2 separate regions of the Mus musculus genome follow, and region 1 is linked to region 2. A link is a loop called in an ENCODE intact Hi-C map of the cell type or tissue named here. Cell type or tissue: gastrocnemius. All regions are shown on one strand. Links, peaks and the distances in the headings refer to the core of each region. The heading gives the core; the rest is flanking DNA.

Region 1 (7,960 bases), core at 2,444-6,443, 61 kb after region 2:
AGACTTTTAAAGAACAGAGACTGACTTCTTATAGTTCTAGAAGTTGAGAAGGTCAAAGTCAAAGGGCTCACACCTGATGAGACTCTTCATGACAGACAGTGGAAGAACAAATGTTGTTAGGGGGTAAAGGAGGTAACTCTCTCAGTGCTGCCATGGACCACCTGACACAGGCTCCTGAAGAGTTTATCTCACATCACAGTTTGAGGAGACGGTCTATCATGGCAGGAAGCAGAGCTAGCTGTAGCAGCAGGAGCCTGAGGCAGCTGATCACATTGTCTCTGCAGTCAGGAAGCAGAGACAGATGATGGCTGGTGGTCAGCTTGTGAAAGACCCACAACGTGAGGACTCCCCCACATTCTGACTCAGGAAAGACGACACCCCAAATCACTTACGAGAAATGGTCTTGATGCAAACTGCAAGAGGACTTTTATTTCAAGAGCGCTCTCCGGCCCACAGTCATACACCACGCAGGGGTAGAGGACTGTGGTGCCCCGAGTAGCTGGGTAAGGGGGTATTTAAAGGAAGAAACCACAACTCAAGGGGGTGGAGAGGCGTTGTTGGAAAATACCAAAAATACCAAAATACCAAAATACCAGTTAAGTGCAAAGTCACAAGAGTCACATGGAATACCTGGTAATTATGAGGGTTATTTCTCAAGAGTTTCTATGAGCCCCTAACAATAGCACATTTGCATAGCGGGTTCCAGCAATGGTCAGAGTGGGTCAGGGTGACTTTCTTTGAATGAACACTCCCTGAACCCAGGAAGCAGGTGGGTGGAGGAATGTCGCTATCTGTTTTATGATTAGCATACCTTGGAGCATTAAGTCACAGAGGTCACATTCTCAAGCCTGGGCCTAAAGGCCTAGAATTTTGTTTTTACTTTATACTTTTTCACTTGCTTTCTCCTTCTCTTCAACCTAAGACCCCTGCCTGTGATGCCACTCACACTCAGGGGAGGTTTTCCTCAGCAAAACATCTCTGGAGACTCTTTTTTTTTTTTAAGATTTATTTATTTATTATATGTAAGTACACTGTAGCTGTCTTCAGACACACCAGAAGAGGGCGTCAGATTTCGTTACGGATGGTTGTGAGCCACCATGTAGTTGCTGGGATTTGAACTCTTCCTTTGGAAGAGCAGTCGGGTACTCTTACCCACTGAGCCATCTCACCAGCCCCTCTGGAGACTCTTAAAGGCATTCCCAGAGGTGTGCCTTCTAGGCAATTCCAAGCCCAGACAAGGTGATATGTAGATGAACCATCACAGGAGCAGTGACACTGTAGCAGGGTATGTAAAAGGGTAGGTTTTCCAAAGCATACACATGGAGTGACCCATGGCTCTGACCACATATGTGGCAGAAGATGGCCTTGTTGGACATCAGTGGGAGGAGAGGCCCTCAGGCTTGAGGGTGTTCAATGCCCCGCTGTAGGGGAATGCCAGGGGGGGAAGATGGGAGTAGATGGGTGAGGGAGCACCCTCATAGGAGCCGTGGGAGGTGGGGATGGGATAGGGGAGTTCTGAAGGGGAGACCTGGAAAGGGGAAAACATTTGAAATGTAAATTTAAAAACAAACAAACAAAAAGGTGGATTTTCATGTCTGTGCTCTCAGAAGCTCTCACTTTAGTTTCAAATGAAGCTATTTTCTTTCTCTTCTACCTTTACCTAGAAGTTTTCCAAGTTATATTTTCCCCAATCTAATCTATTATTAAAATATTTTAATATTGGCTTTGTTTTTTATTCATGTGTTTGTGGCTGTGTGCATGTGTGTGTTTGTGAGTGGGTGTGTGTATGTTTGTGAGTGTGTGCATGTGCACACACATGCATGCAGATGCCTGAGGAGACCAGAAGAGGGTAGGTGTGAGTTGCTCGATGTGGATGCTGGCAACTGAACTCAGGTTCTCCACAAGAGCTGCAAATGCTCTTAAGCCTGAGTCATCTTTCCAACCTCCTCATGTCACAACTCATAGTTTGCATTTGCAAAGTGATTTTTTTTGTGTGTGTGTCATGTAACGTAGGATTCCCAGATTTAGAAAAGGTCACCTTTGGGGTCTTAATTCAGCCCATCACACCATTCCCATGCCTTTTAGCCCAGGGCTCAGTTTTAATGTTCTTCAAAGCATCTGTTGATGTAGTGAGACATTTACAAGGCTCATACCTTGCTCCCTACCACAAAACAAGCTATAAGAAGACAGATATTTGGTTTGTTGTTTGCACCAATGTACAGCAGCATCTTGAAAGTTATCTGGCTCAAGCACCCACCAGGTGCTTGTGGGCAAAGGAAGATGTCGATATTAGCTCTATCCCATGGTTCCACCAACCTAATGAAACCACACACACTTGTCCCAGTTTCTTCCTTTTGCCTGCTTTTGTTAAGCAGAACACGAAAGCCTAAGAGCAAGAGAACAAGTGCCACTATTTGCAGAGGAAGTGTCAGTGTATGAGGGAGATAATGGACAAGACACAGTCTCCCCGACGGACTCTGTATCAGGACTGCACTCACTGTCTCACCCGGAGCATTCGTTACTCCAGTCAAAATAAATGGGTGCAAGATGCTTTGGAGAGTCCTACCTCTAAAGACAGTCTGACATCATGACCTGAGAACACACTTGGTAGAAGGCACTCTGCAATTTACTTCCACGCCTCTTTGTGACATAGTCCAAGGTGTTGCCAGGGAAACATTACATCATCGGGTGCTTCTCTAGAGAGAAAGCGCTTTGCTTGGTTTAAAAAGACTTTGCTATCCTTTCAAGATCAGACTCTATTTTTGCATGAGCATTCCTCTATTAATGCTTAGCTGGGATCCAGTAATACCTTATTCAATTTAATTTTTTTTTTAAAAAAATGGATTTAGGGGCTGGAGAGATGGCTCAGCAGTTAAGAGCAATAACTATTCTCCCAGAGGTCCTGAGTTCAATTCCCAGCAACCACACGGTGGCTCACAACCATCTGTAATGGGATCTGATGACCTCTTCTGGTGTGTCTGAAGGCACTGACAGTTAACTCGTATACATAAAATCAATAAACAAATCTTTTTTTAAAATTGATTCAGAAGCCAGTGTGTATTTGTCTGCCCTTGCTTTAATATCTACTGAAAGCCAGGTCTGGCTCAGAGATGCAAAGGCTTTGGGATGCACGGGATGCAGCAGAACACATGCATCATGCAGTGCTTTGTTCCCTGTGGTGGCAAGTGCTGCTGTTTGCAGGTGTCACCTGTACTTGTTTACTAAATAACTAAAACCTTGGGCTGCAGCTCCTGCCTGCCCAAACACCCTCTCAGTAGAACCATTTAGGTGACCTGAAAGAATTGTCACTGTAGTGGTTTGAATGAAACTCCTCCATGGGCTGTAGCATTTGGCCCCTTGGCCCCTGGTTTGCAGCACTGTTTAAGGAGGTTATGGGAGAGGAGCAACCTTGCTGAAGGTAATATGCCTCTAGAGATAAGACGTGAGAGTTTGTAACCTTCCGGGTCACTAGAGATGATATGTGAGAGCTTGTAGACTTCCAGGTCACTCTCTCTGCTTTTCATTTCTGGTTGAAGATGTGAGTTCTCAGCTCCCTGGTAGGGTGCCTGCGGTCATGACTCTCCACCACTGTAAGCTCTCCTTGGGAACCTACCCAAGGAAGCTCTTCTTTCTGTGTCATGGTATCGTATCACAGCAACAGAAAGGAAACCAGTACAGTTGCCTTGACCCCAGTCTTTACCCTCTGGTTTGTTTCAAACCTGGGTCCATCTTTTGTTAGTTTAGAAACTTCATCATCACCAGATAAACAGTCTGCCTTGACCTTCGTAGGACACCAGAAGACACAACTCAGCTCAGCACCAGTTAAGAAAGCTTTTCAAATTATAGATTATTTGAAACAGCAGAAATGTGATGAGTTTAACAACTGTATAATAACATTCCACCATCATCATCACCTCCTCCTGATACTATTCTAAAATCTATTTTAATTAACATCACATATACAGTAGATGAATAGTACATTGTATCATAATATGTAGCATATCTAATAACCAAAAATATCTTTAAAAGACTTTACTTGAAAAAGTGCATCCTAGCTGCTCTTCTTGGTGTGCTCTATGCCAGTGAGATTTCCTGTCTCAGAAGCATGGTGAATAGTTTCTGTGGAATAACACTCAAGGTTTTCCTCTGCCCTCCACACACGAGTGCGCAAGGCATGTTTGTAGCCACCCCCTGCATACACACATACACACTGATAAAAATAAACTACCAAAGTGCCTCTCTCAGCCGAGCTCTCCCACCTTTGTCTGGGCCGTGCTGGATGGAGGTTCTAACAAACGAGTGTGGGACAGAAAACCAATACCACAAACTGACCAGTGCCTGTGTCAGAGTGGAGGGAGGGGACACTCTTAGGGTCATGGCCTATGGTGATGAAGGCTGTGGTCAGTGAGGAAGAAAATTCTACAGCCCTGTCACTTGAAACCCTTTAGAACATCCTAACTGAAGAATAAAGGACATAGTTCCTGCTCAGCAGCTCCATCTAGTGGTAGATCTTTGAGTGCAAAATATGGTATCTGACCACTTTGATTTTTAAAAAATTTCTCACTCATGAAGCAAGCACAAAATGTCTACTTTATACTGATGCAAGTTTCTTTTGTTAGTTGTTACACTTTCTTAAAAGAGTAATTGCAAAGTTTCTGTATATATTAAATTATAAAAATGCATCCACTTACATCAAAATTTCATTTCCTATTGAGGCAGGACAGTGGGGAAGGAAAAGAAGTGCACGAGAGCTATGAGGAAGCATATGGAATGAGCCTGTTAGCAGAGAGAAAGGCTGAAAATCCTCAGGACCTGTGTGAGACCGAGCATGGGAAAAGCCATATATATACAAGCAGGAGCAGGCCAGCACTATGGGAGAGATATGTAAAGGGTACATTTCCCCACTTCCAGACAACATTCTGGGGTGCTATCCTACTGCAGGGTACCCTGCCTCACACCCTTGGAGTGTGAATGAAACCATTTTTGGATGTTTGAATTCACTTGGAAAGGGCAACAGATCTTTGGGTACTTCCCCCAAGCTGACTGTCACAGTCCCACTATTTGTCATGAGATGGTGGCCCATGACTGGTTTTACATCTTACCCAGTGGGAGAGTGCCTTGGTGACAGGGTGCCTTGTAATAAAACAGGATCCCTACAAGGTTAGGGACAATCTTGCTCAGTCAGTCCAGAAAGGAATGTTAGCAGAGATAATCTGTCTCCTAGGATTATCTGTCTTGCTTGAGGTAGAAGACAGACTGCAGAACTGCACGTAGTCCCCGTGGCTGCAACGGTTTCCCAATTCTCAAGCTCTTCATCCCTCCTTAAAAGGAGTTAGTCAGCTTTTTTCCTTGGTAGACCCCTCAGTTTGCTGCAGGAGAGAAGCTACCCCTTGCTGTGTGTGCTAACAATGACAGTCTTGTCGGTCAGAGGTCAGACTCTATCTATTTTCTGCCTTCTTTGTGCTGCCTCAGAAATCTAACACTTATGAAGGGCATCCAAGGTCCACTGGCAGCCCAAGCCCTCTACATGCACCTCCCTTGCTCCCATCTGCTGCGGTCCCCCACGTGGGTGAGCAGCACCCCCTTCTCTCTCAAGCAGCCTTTTCTTTTACTCTCTTCTCCATACTTCTTTCACTTGTCTCTGTCTTGCTCTGACGCAGTCTGACTTCCAGGTGGAAGGTCAATTCTCCATTCAATCAGACCATGAATCCAACATGGCCAAAATGTCAGGACCAGGAAATTCACAGACGCTAACTCAGAGGGGTTCTGGTTGGGTCTCGGGGGCTCCAGCAGTCCCAGTCTGCCTGTCTTGAGACTCGCTGGGTCGAAGGTTCCAGGAACTTTGCACAGGCCATGAGAACTGCTTGGTTGAGAGTTTTAGGAATACTCCACTGGATCCTCATTCTCTCAACTCTTGAAAACAGAAAAGTAGGGATGTCTCTCCTACTTTCCAGGCCTCTGGAGTCAATTTAAAACCAGAAGGACGTCTACAGGTAGCTGAATTTGGCCCATTTTTTAACCTGGTTCTGTACCCACCATGGTCTCTTAACTGTCTGCACCAAAAAACACAATCCTTAGCCTATCTGTAGGCTAATCTAAAAGAGCTCCATTTGGGACACTTCAGACCAGCCACACTTATTTGGCTCTTGGTCACACACACACACACACACACACACACACACACACACACACACACACTATAACTTCCAGCTCATCTTATTAACCCTTTCATCCCAGTGCTTAGCTCCCACTTGCAACCACATCCAGCGCCAGAATGCCTGCTGTTTCTATGGCGTCTCCAGGTGTGTTTCTCTCAACTGAGACAACTTTCTGCTCTTGAGATGCCTCTGCCTTATATCTATTGTCTGCCTTTGTCTCTGCCTCACCAAGCCTGGATATGCTTGCTTGTGTTTTTATAACTTTCTATTTGGTGACCTTTAGGTTACAGATATGTATATTATTGATATAAAAAATATTTTTTAGATTTTTTTCAAGTTGTCTGCTTCCATCTGCAGATGGAATGTGAACAAACTGGTTGTAGATTTAAAAACAAACAAACAAACAAACAAAAAAGATCCTCTGTCTAAAACCTCTCGATAAAAATTTCAGCTGCTCCTGCTTCAAATAACCACAGCTGGGCTTTAAGATGGGCGATGTCATCAAACCTTCGCCAGAGTAGCCGGTCACTTCTCCCAGCTCTAAGTATTAGACCCTAAGTGTATGAGATGTCAAGGTTTTCTGGGTGTGCAGGCTAAAAACTAAAGGGGTGGTATTCATCTATGCAGCAATGAAAAGGCTGTGATTTACTCTGAGTAAAGTCTCCAAATGTAGCCTAATGCCTCCCCTTAGAAAATTTTCTTACAACAAATAGTAGATTTATTTGTTACTGTTAAGTCTCCTGATATTTACATTTTTTACTCATGAGAAACTTATAAAAATAACATAGCTAAATGTAATTTTCTGAATACTACTTCCTCTTCTTGATTTTGTTTACAAAAAGATGTTCCCCCATCCAGCCACAGCCTCCTCCTATGTACGGGCTCTGATTCCCTCCCTTCTAGCTCCTCCCCTGGGTCACTCGTTTCCACCTCCTTATTCCTCCAATGCTTGTGGTTTTACCCTGAGTTTTCAATGCTCTACTTGCTGAACCTCCCCTCACCCTACACCAGCTCCACTTCCTCCTGATACATCTGCAAAAAGACCTTCTAGACGATGTGGAGAAACTCTGGCTCTAAGGAACTTTCATCCCTGTCAGCCCGTGGTTTTCTCCTGTTCTGGTCCTTCAGTGCTCTGAAACTCCCTGCTGCTGCTTCTGACTCACCATGGTACAGCATTCTTGGCAGTGGGACTTGTCACTCACTGTTGTCCTGAATAACCTTGTACCCACTTCCTGTCACGGCTCACTCTGTCTGTCCTGCCTCCATTTCTCCCTTTCCATTCACCGTTCTGGGAAACCAGAAAGGTTTCAGTTTTACTCTATAACCAAATTGTCCATTTACAGATCTCTAGAATTATATTTCAAATGTTTCTCCAGAAATACATAACAGGAATTGCATAATCCGTCAAAGACAATCAAGTTAAAACTCTGCCCCTGCTAAGTGACCAGAGGACCTCTCTTCAACTGACCCTGAACTATCCCCTCGTGAAGATGGCCTCCCTCCGCAGAAAGCAGCTAAGAAAGGACCAATGACCTTACCTCCGTTTTTTGTACCATTGAGTTTAGAATGACAGAGTGCCTTGGTGACAAGATTCCTACAACATTAAAGACAATTTTGTTCAGTCATCCCAGACAAGAATGTTTGCAGAGATAACCTATCCCCCATGATCATCTATCTTGCTTGAATCATCAGGAAAGTCAGACTGCAGAATTACACGTAGTCCTGTGGCTACAACAATCTTTCTGTTCTCAAGCTCTTCACCCTGCCCTATAAAGACTTGCAACCAGCTTTTTCCCTAAGCA
Region 2 (7,960 bases), core at 1,997-5,996:
ACCCCAGTCTCCCTGGCAGGAGGATTTCCAAATGTTTCTAGGAAGAAAGAGGTTTCTAGAAGCATGTCTTACATCAGTAGAGCCTGAGAAGGAGCTCAGAGCACATAGGATGAACACGGAAGGGGCTTAGGGAGGGGCCGGTGTGAACACAAAGGCACAGGTCTTCTGGAGATGCCCTTGGGTGCCACCATGTGGCTGTGGGAGCACAGTCATTCACACTGCTACAGACAAAGATGGTAACAGAAAGGCCTACTTGGGTCTTGTCCTAGTAAGCTTCAGCTATGAATGTAACACAGACCTAGAGTCATCTGGGTAGAAAAAAAAAAAAAACAAAAAAAACACGACTGAATGATTGCCTATAACAGACTGGCCTGTGGCCATGCCTGAGAGCCATTTTCTTAATTGCTGATTTATATTAGAGTCCGTCAGGGTGGCCTGTGTCATCCCTCGGCAGGTGGCCCGAGCTGTGTAAGAAAGGCAGCTGAGCAAGCCAGAGGGAAAGGTAAGCAGCATTCCTTCATGGTCTCGGCTTTAGCTCCTGTCTCCAGGTTCCTGCCTGGAGCTCCTGCCCTGGCCTCTCTCCTGCAGATTATCACTTGTAGACTGAAATCAACCTTTTCCTCCTCAAGTTGCTTTTGGTCTTGATGTTTATCGCAGCAACAGAAAAGCAAACTAGATCAGGTCTATTCTTTGCAAAGACCAAAATCGGAAGTTTTTGATGAAGTCAGTTTGGGAGTAAAACCCAGCAGACTTTCCTCTTGGCTCATCCCCACCACCGTCTCCCTCAGCCTGGACTGATCACACAATGTAGATAAAACTACAAAGGAACCATTTGCTTTCTCCCAGAATAAAGTGCTCCCTCATAGATGAGAAAAAGCTTTCCCCCAGCTAGCAAAACACAGAAATGTTTGAACCTGAGTTTTCATATGACTCACAGAACTCACTGTGTCCCAGCGACCTAATCTGATCTGTACTTCCTAAGCAAGGGGCACACTGAGAACAGCATGGTTTCCTTGTTAGAAGTCTAAAGTGACGTGTGCTTATGCTATAAGGATCCTGAAGGATTTGGGGAACAGGGCACATACAGACTCATACACTGGCAAAGAAAACTGCCCTATCCCCCTCCCCCTCCCATTCACTCACCTCACCTTAATAAAGAAGGTCCACTCATAGAACAGTCCCCACCTCCCCTGGGCACCAGGTCAGTGCATAGAATACCATCTAATTAAAATGTTGAGGTGAAAACTATAGACTAGGATATACAGGTGCCTGTGAGGCTGAGCTAAGGGCTAGCAAGCTCTTGCTGCTCCAAAACTGAGAAGCCATGGACTTGGGGGCGGGTCGGGGGGAAGGGCAGGCGTCCTAAATGAAATAATAAGCTTTGGAAGAGTGCTTAAAGTGAAATTAAAGCTTCTCACAACTTCTTCGTGACTTAGCAGGTCGACGATTGGTTTGCTGAATGATTTTGCTCTGCGGCCTTTCTGGTTTGGCTCTAAGGAAGGATGGGGTCTCCTGCCCTCTAGTGGCCGTGTGTAACGACACATGGAGCAAATGAGAACCTGAAAGGTCCCTGCTGACTCTCCTAGCTCTCAGTAGGGACAGGACAAAGTGGGACTATAAACTAACAGAAATTGCATAAGGAGAAAGATGCGGTCATGCAAGGAGGAGTCTACGACGGCCATGAATTGTGTTAGACACAGAGGCTAATCTGTGCGTCACGCACTTTAAGACCAGCACTTGGGAGGCAGAGGCAGGTGAAGCTCTGTGAGGTCCAGGCCAGCCGGAGCTACATAGTGAAACTATGTCTCCAAACACAAACAAAAAAGAAGAGGGAACATTTGCAAGGATCCCACAGTCTCAAGTCAGGGAAGCCGCGGAGCCTGCCACAGTGAAACTACCTATGGGGTGTGAGCACCGTGGTATGTTGGCGAGCCGTGGGAGCAAGGGAGAATATGTGCTGTGGAAACCCCCACTTCCCTTCTGCAGTTGACAGACAGTAGCGGAGGCTACATTTGATGGAACCTGTGAGTGAGGAGGATGATAGCGCACTGTAATCTGGAAGGGTCAGGAGCTACGTTTCCCCCTGGGAGGTTTCTCGCTTTTGGTGTGTGGTGTGAAGACATTCAGGGAAAGTTTTCTGGAGTGCTCTGAAGATCTCCTTTTCTGCCCGCTCCTGTTCCTGTCCTGGTGCTCAGTGCTGCTTTTGAGAATGGCAGGAGCAGAGCATGTGGCTATGATGTTCACCCTGACACTTTCCATTCTGCCAGGCTTTCTTATGCACCGGACCTACCAGAGGAAGTAAAGTTTTACTTTTCCAGAGTGGTGGCAAGTCCTCCTCCACCTCCTCCTCCTCCTCCTCCTCCTCCTCCTCCTCCTCCTTCTTCTTCTTCTTCTTCTTCTTCTTCTTCTTCTTCTTCTTCTCTCTCTCTCTCTCTCTCTCTCTCTCTCTCTCTCTCTCCTGATTTATGGCGAGTTTTGGTTTGTGAGCATCTTTTCTGGGTCAGTTCAGTATAACCAACTAGATAGCTTTAAGTGAAGACTGGGACCATTGCATCCCCGCGGTCAGGGAAGCTTCCTTTCCTTGGGGGAACCCAGAAAAAAGGTGCAACTTGAGTTAATGGGGTACAGTTGGCTCTTCTTTCCCTCCAAGTGCCAGCATTCAGGGTAAATGTTGGCCTCTGGTTGAACCCATAATGCAATGTGTGTCCTTTTATTCCCTATAACTGATCTCTAGAATTGGCCTATGTTTAGTCTCCAGACACTGATCTTAAAAAACTGCCAAGCCTCTCCCCCAGCATAAGTGAGCCCCACCTCTAGTTAACACTAACCAGTTCACTTCATTAACCTGTCAACAACCAACCCTTTGCCTTCGCCCAGCTGTTCTGAATACCTGGGTTAAGCTCTGTGTTGTCAAGGTACAAATTTTCTATCTTGATTCTGCTAAGCATATATGCTTATTAAATGTAGTCAACCTGTATGTTCTTTGGGTTTCTTCTTACATTGTTCAATAGTGTTCACCCCATGTAATTGCTTATATGTCGTTTGTGTGTGGGGGGGTTGCAGGGGCTAGCCTGTATCCATGACTGACTTGGGTTTTAAGTATCTATTTTACTTAGCATGTGGGAAGCACACATGAATACTGAGTTCAGAAGACAACCTGAAGGATTTGGTTCTCTCTTGCCACGTGGGCTCTGGGAATTGAACTCAGGTTGACAACAAAAATGCCTTAACCCACTGAGCCATCTTATCAGCCCTAATTTTATGTGCTTGTTATCAATATATATGTTCTGTATGCCATAGTAAAATATATGTTAAGTGGTATGATTTCATGATAAAGTTTCTCCACTCTCAAAAAGACTTTGATGCTAGTGGCCTATAAATATTCAAGAATGCATGACAATTTTCAGACAAGCTGGGCTGCCTAGCAGAGAGGTTCAGATTAACCAAGCCACCTGGAAGAGGCTGCAGGCTGGGCAGTAAGCTCCGGGTTCCAGTTTTCTCCAGCGGGTGGGCTTTGGGGATGCAGTTGTCTTTGAGTCACTTTTGATCCTGTAAGTAACCCCTTATCCATATGCCTATAAGCAATCCCAATAAAACTCACTGGTTCACCCAACTGGACTCTGGTGGCATCCTTGCTGTGGTCAGTTAGTCAGCTTCCTATGTGAAAGTAGATATTTGTCTCCCCAGAAGTGTCCCATGGCAGACAGTAACAGAAAATGACTCCTACCAGAGTCCCATTTCACTCTCCAAAAAAAAAAAAAAATGACACCTAACATTTTAATCAGTGGAACCCTGACTTCTCACAGAACTGCTCTCTCTTTTTTCTACCCCTGTCATAAGTAATAACTGTACATGGGGGAACGACGCATTCTGTTGGAAGAGAATTCAAAGAGAGGCTGTTTTGTTTTCCAGTTTCTTCTATAATGTGCTTGTCCATTTATGTCCCCAAACTGGAATCTGGTGAAATACCAAAATAAAATGACAGATCAAACCATTATCCTTAAATAAAATAAGAATTAGATACAGAGGACTAAACTCTTCTAGATTTATAGCTCGCTACTCTGTATGAGATCATGGCTATGTAATCAAACTGGCCAGAAGAAAACGAGATTTAAAGACTGTATTATTTAATTTTCTGTTGGTGTGATAAAAAAATACCATACCAAAGCAACTCAGAAAAGGAAGTGTTTATTTGGCTTACAATTGCAGAGTGGATGTGTGGTGGCTTGAATAAGAATGGCTGCCACAGGCTCCTGTCTGAATGCTTGATTCAAACAGTTCCTGGATCTGTTTGGGATGGGTTAGGAGGCATGGCCTTGTTAGAGAAGGCAGTCTTTTTTTTTTTTTTTTCTCCTAGAACCATCAAAAATGTGCACTAGAGGGCGCTATGTTCTTCGAATACCAGCGTCCATGCATGTGAGATTTCTGCATCCTTCATAGCCCATTCATTGAAGAATCCCAGACAAGTTGCACTTTAAATGGGAAACAAGGGGCTGGGGATATAGCCCAGTGGTAGAGCACTTGCTTAAAATGTGAGGCAGTGGGTCAATTCACAGACTGAAGAGAAAGGAAAAAAAAAGGAGTTAAATCAATTCCATCATGGGGATGCATCAAATGGTATCGCTCCCAAACAGGTCTATTTCCAAAAAACACAATATTGAGAGTCTACAGATTTGGGGGTGGGGGGGGCCCTATAAAATTATGAAAGCTAAAGACTGTTCTCACTCCAATTTTTCAAAAAAAAAAAAGAGGCCAGCAATAATAACATTAATTAAATGTTTACAGTATGATTAATTTAATCGATTGTTAATATGTTTTTCTCATATTATCAAACTCCTCAGTCAGCTGAATGATGGCCAAAAAAGCAGAGTCAGATAGCAGACAACTAACTGACTAAAGAGAGCTGGAACTTGAGATGGGCAGTGTACGTCTGGCTCCACACTTTGGAAGCTCAGAGTTGAAGGGGAGACAATGGGGAGGTAGGGGAGTGGGCACAGCAAACAAACCGGCAAGGGCAAGTGCTACAACAGTCCATGAGCTGAGCCGTTGGGGTTTTGTTTTGTTTTGTTTTGTTTTGTTTTGTTTTGTCTTCTGTCATTTTTGTTTTGTCTTTTGTCGCATTTGTTTTCTCCCATCAAGATTCTCTTTATCACAGGCCCAAAGCAAAACAGCCAAAGGACCATGAACCAGACCTCTCTCCAAAACTGTGACCAAAACACTTTCTTCTCATCCAAAGTTAATTTTTCCAGTATTTTGTTGTAATAACAGGAAGCTACCCAACTTGAAGGACATTAGTGGAGAATGCTAACGGGGAAATAAAAGCAGGCAGCAAGCACAAAGAGAATAGATGTGTAGTGATTTTGATAGTGTCTTGAGTCAAAGCCTTCTGAGATGTTGACAGCTGTACCGGAACCATGAGTGACAAGAAAGAACTCTGGGATGAGGGAACATATTTCAGAAAAACCTCACAGAGGGAAAACAGAGAATAGGAACTTTCTGTGATGCAGTATGGGTTTTAAATCATAACGAATGCCAGAGGAAATATGCAAATAGCCTTGACTTTGGTGGCTCTAGGTTTAAGTTTTCAATGTCACTGTGGTGAAGTGGTTAATATGAATCCAGTAGCAACTTCGAAGTCCGAGTTTTGAGCTTTTCTGGAGTAAGGTACACATGACAAATTCTCTCTCATACTGGGCAGCAGCATCAAGCCACGGCCACAGCCAGCCCTGCTGCTCCTCAGGGGACCATAGTGTAGGTGTTAAACATGCTGGACCTGCAGGCTTCATCGGACGATGATGGATTTATCAGGAGAGAGCCACATCATGAGTGAAGGGACATTTGTGTACTGAAGAACTGGGGAGTACGGGAGGGCAGCAGAAATGACCTGGAAGCACCTGGAGGGCAGCAGAAATGACCTGGAAGCACCTGGAGGGCAGCAGAAATGACCTGGAAGCACCTGGAGGGCAGCAGAAATGACCTGGAAGCACCTGTTCCAGTTCTGTCTGGTTTATTTCTCATTCTCTTAAGGAAGCCAGCGGACAACCTCAGGTGTTGTTCCTCAAAAGCGGTAACTACCGGTTCTTAGGGTTTTTTGTTTTGTATGAATGTATGAATATATGAATATATGTATGTATGTATGTATGTACATGTATGTATGGGTGCATATATGTATTTATGTATTTTGAGACAAGCTCTCATTGGCCCAAAGCTCACCCACTAGGCTAGGCTGGCTGAGCAGCAAGCCCTGGGGCCTACCTGTGTCACTCCTGGTATTTTTATATGGTCTCTAGGGATGAAACTAAATTCCTCATGTTTGCAAGTCAAGTACTTTGTGACTGAAGTATCTCGCCAGCCTTCTTTAAGCCACATCCTGAGGTTGAATCATCATTGTGTGACTGAAAGGACACGCAGTTAGGGCTCACCTGTAAATATATTTCTGGCTGTAATTTGGTAATGTTCTGCTGGGGAGTTTGTAATTATAGTCCTGAGTGAGACTGGCCTAGTTTTCTTCCGTAGTACTATCTTGTTATGGGAGTCTCCTTGCCTGACTTTGAAAGTGTTTCCCACATTCTCTATGACTGTACGGGAAAGCCATTTAATGGGGTTATGGGGATAAAGATCTTATTTTTCTACTGAAAATTCAACTATTGTGAGTAATTGTGACCCAGCATATATTCTAGAAAGTTGTCTGTTTCTTATAACTGTAAAATTGATTATTTGTCCATAGAATTCTGTGGTGTTTATAAAAGCATTGTATGCACGGTCATGCTCCACTCTGCTTCCTAACACTGTGTGGGTGCTATGTTCCCCTCCTCCCTCTCCATCCCCATAAGAGGTTGTCTGTTTTGTCTTTTCGAAGAAGTAGTTTTGATGTATTCTGTAACCCATTATTTTTATTGCAACTTTTCTGTTTCTATTTTAACATCTTAATTTTTTTTTTTTAATGCTGGAGATCAAGCCCAGGGCAAATGTTGGTGATCTGCCTCAGAGTTATACCCTCTGCCTACTTTTGCTAATTTAAATTGGACTTTTGTTTGTTTGTTTGTTGTTATTGTTGTATTGATGGAAGTTCTAGCTGCTCACCCAGGCTAGCCAGGAACTTGCCCCTGATATCACCCGCAGTCTCTGGAGTTCTGCAATACAGATGCGCACCACAGCCTGCCCTTTCACTATTAGATTCCCGATGTTTCTTCTTTTCTAATGAATGTGTTTACAGCTACATTTTCCTCTAATTACTATTTTAGTTATGCCTCACACGTTTTTGAATGTAATGTTCTCGGAGTTTCATGTTCGCAAATACTTATAATCTACATTGCAATTCTTTTCTTTGACCTGAATTATTTTTTAAACCATCTACTAGATAGAAGCTTTTATTTGTAATTCATGAGAGAAATTTGATGACAATTTGAAACTACCCAGGATTGACACGTTGGGACTCTGTCACCTGACAGAGCTAAAGGATCTGGTCTTCTGAGCCCAAGGAAGCTATGCAGGTGGTGTAGGAAAAATGAAGTCTCCTCGAGAGACATCCTGATGAGGACAGTGACCAGTCACATCAGCATCTGCCTGAAACACCCACAAGGTAGACAACAGGGAACAGGGGAGCAGAGTGAGGGCAACAAGCTCTTCTCCTCACCCACCACAGGCCCATGGTGGAAACCCTACAACAAAGGGCAAGCTAAGGAACTAAAAGCACACAGGCCTATTTCATATAAGCTTTATGTGCCACGGAAGCCTTCAGAAATAAGAGACTCACAGAAGCAGGGAGGCCTATTGACTGACTGTCCATTCAGTCAGTTCTCCGAGAAAGTGACTGCAGAACAATGGGATATTCTTATCTAACAGTGATGAAAGTAAACAAGACCAGTTGAATCCAGTTCTCCCCAGCATCTCTATGACTTTGCATTCCCCTTGCATAGAGAGGACTCCTCTGGAATGAGGTCAAATATTCTTTTGTGGC

What was found. A loop is a pair of places that touch in the nucleus more often than their neighbours do. Peaks named below come from ENCODE experiments on the same cell type or tissue, not always from the same donor. Only the 100,000 strongest peaks of a DNase experiment are listed, where the experiment ranks them.
Region 1: a loop joins it to region 2, with 6 times the contacts of the local background. A loop is called at or near these places in 20 of 42 quality-filtered maps.

The regions. Positions count from the first base shown.
Region 1 is chr6:48,578,695-48,586,654 of GRCm38, reverse strand. No RefSeq gene overlaps it. Among named protein-coding and RNA genes, the nearest start is that of Gm5111, 6.8 kb to the left of the region's middle. In gastrocnemius, for the core only: no CTCF peak of the experiment used is centred there; a DNase peak (open chromatin) is centred at 4,438; H3K27ac peaks cover 109 bases.
Region 2 is chr6:48,639,398-48,647,357 of GRCm38, reverse strand. Gimap8 (GTPase, IMAP family member 8) reads right to left here and starts at 124. Exons shown (of 6, transcript NM_001077410.1): 1 at 73-124. In gastrocnemius, for the core only: a CTCF peak has its summit at 4,384 (motif pointing right); a DNase peak (open chromatin) is centred at 4,364.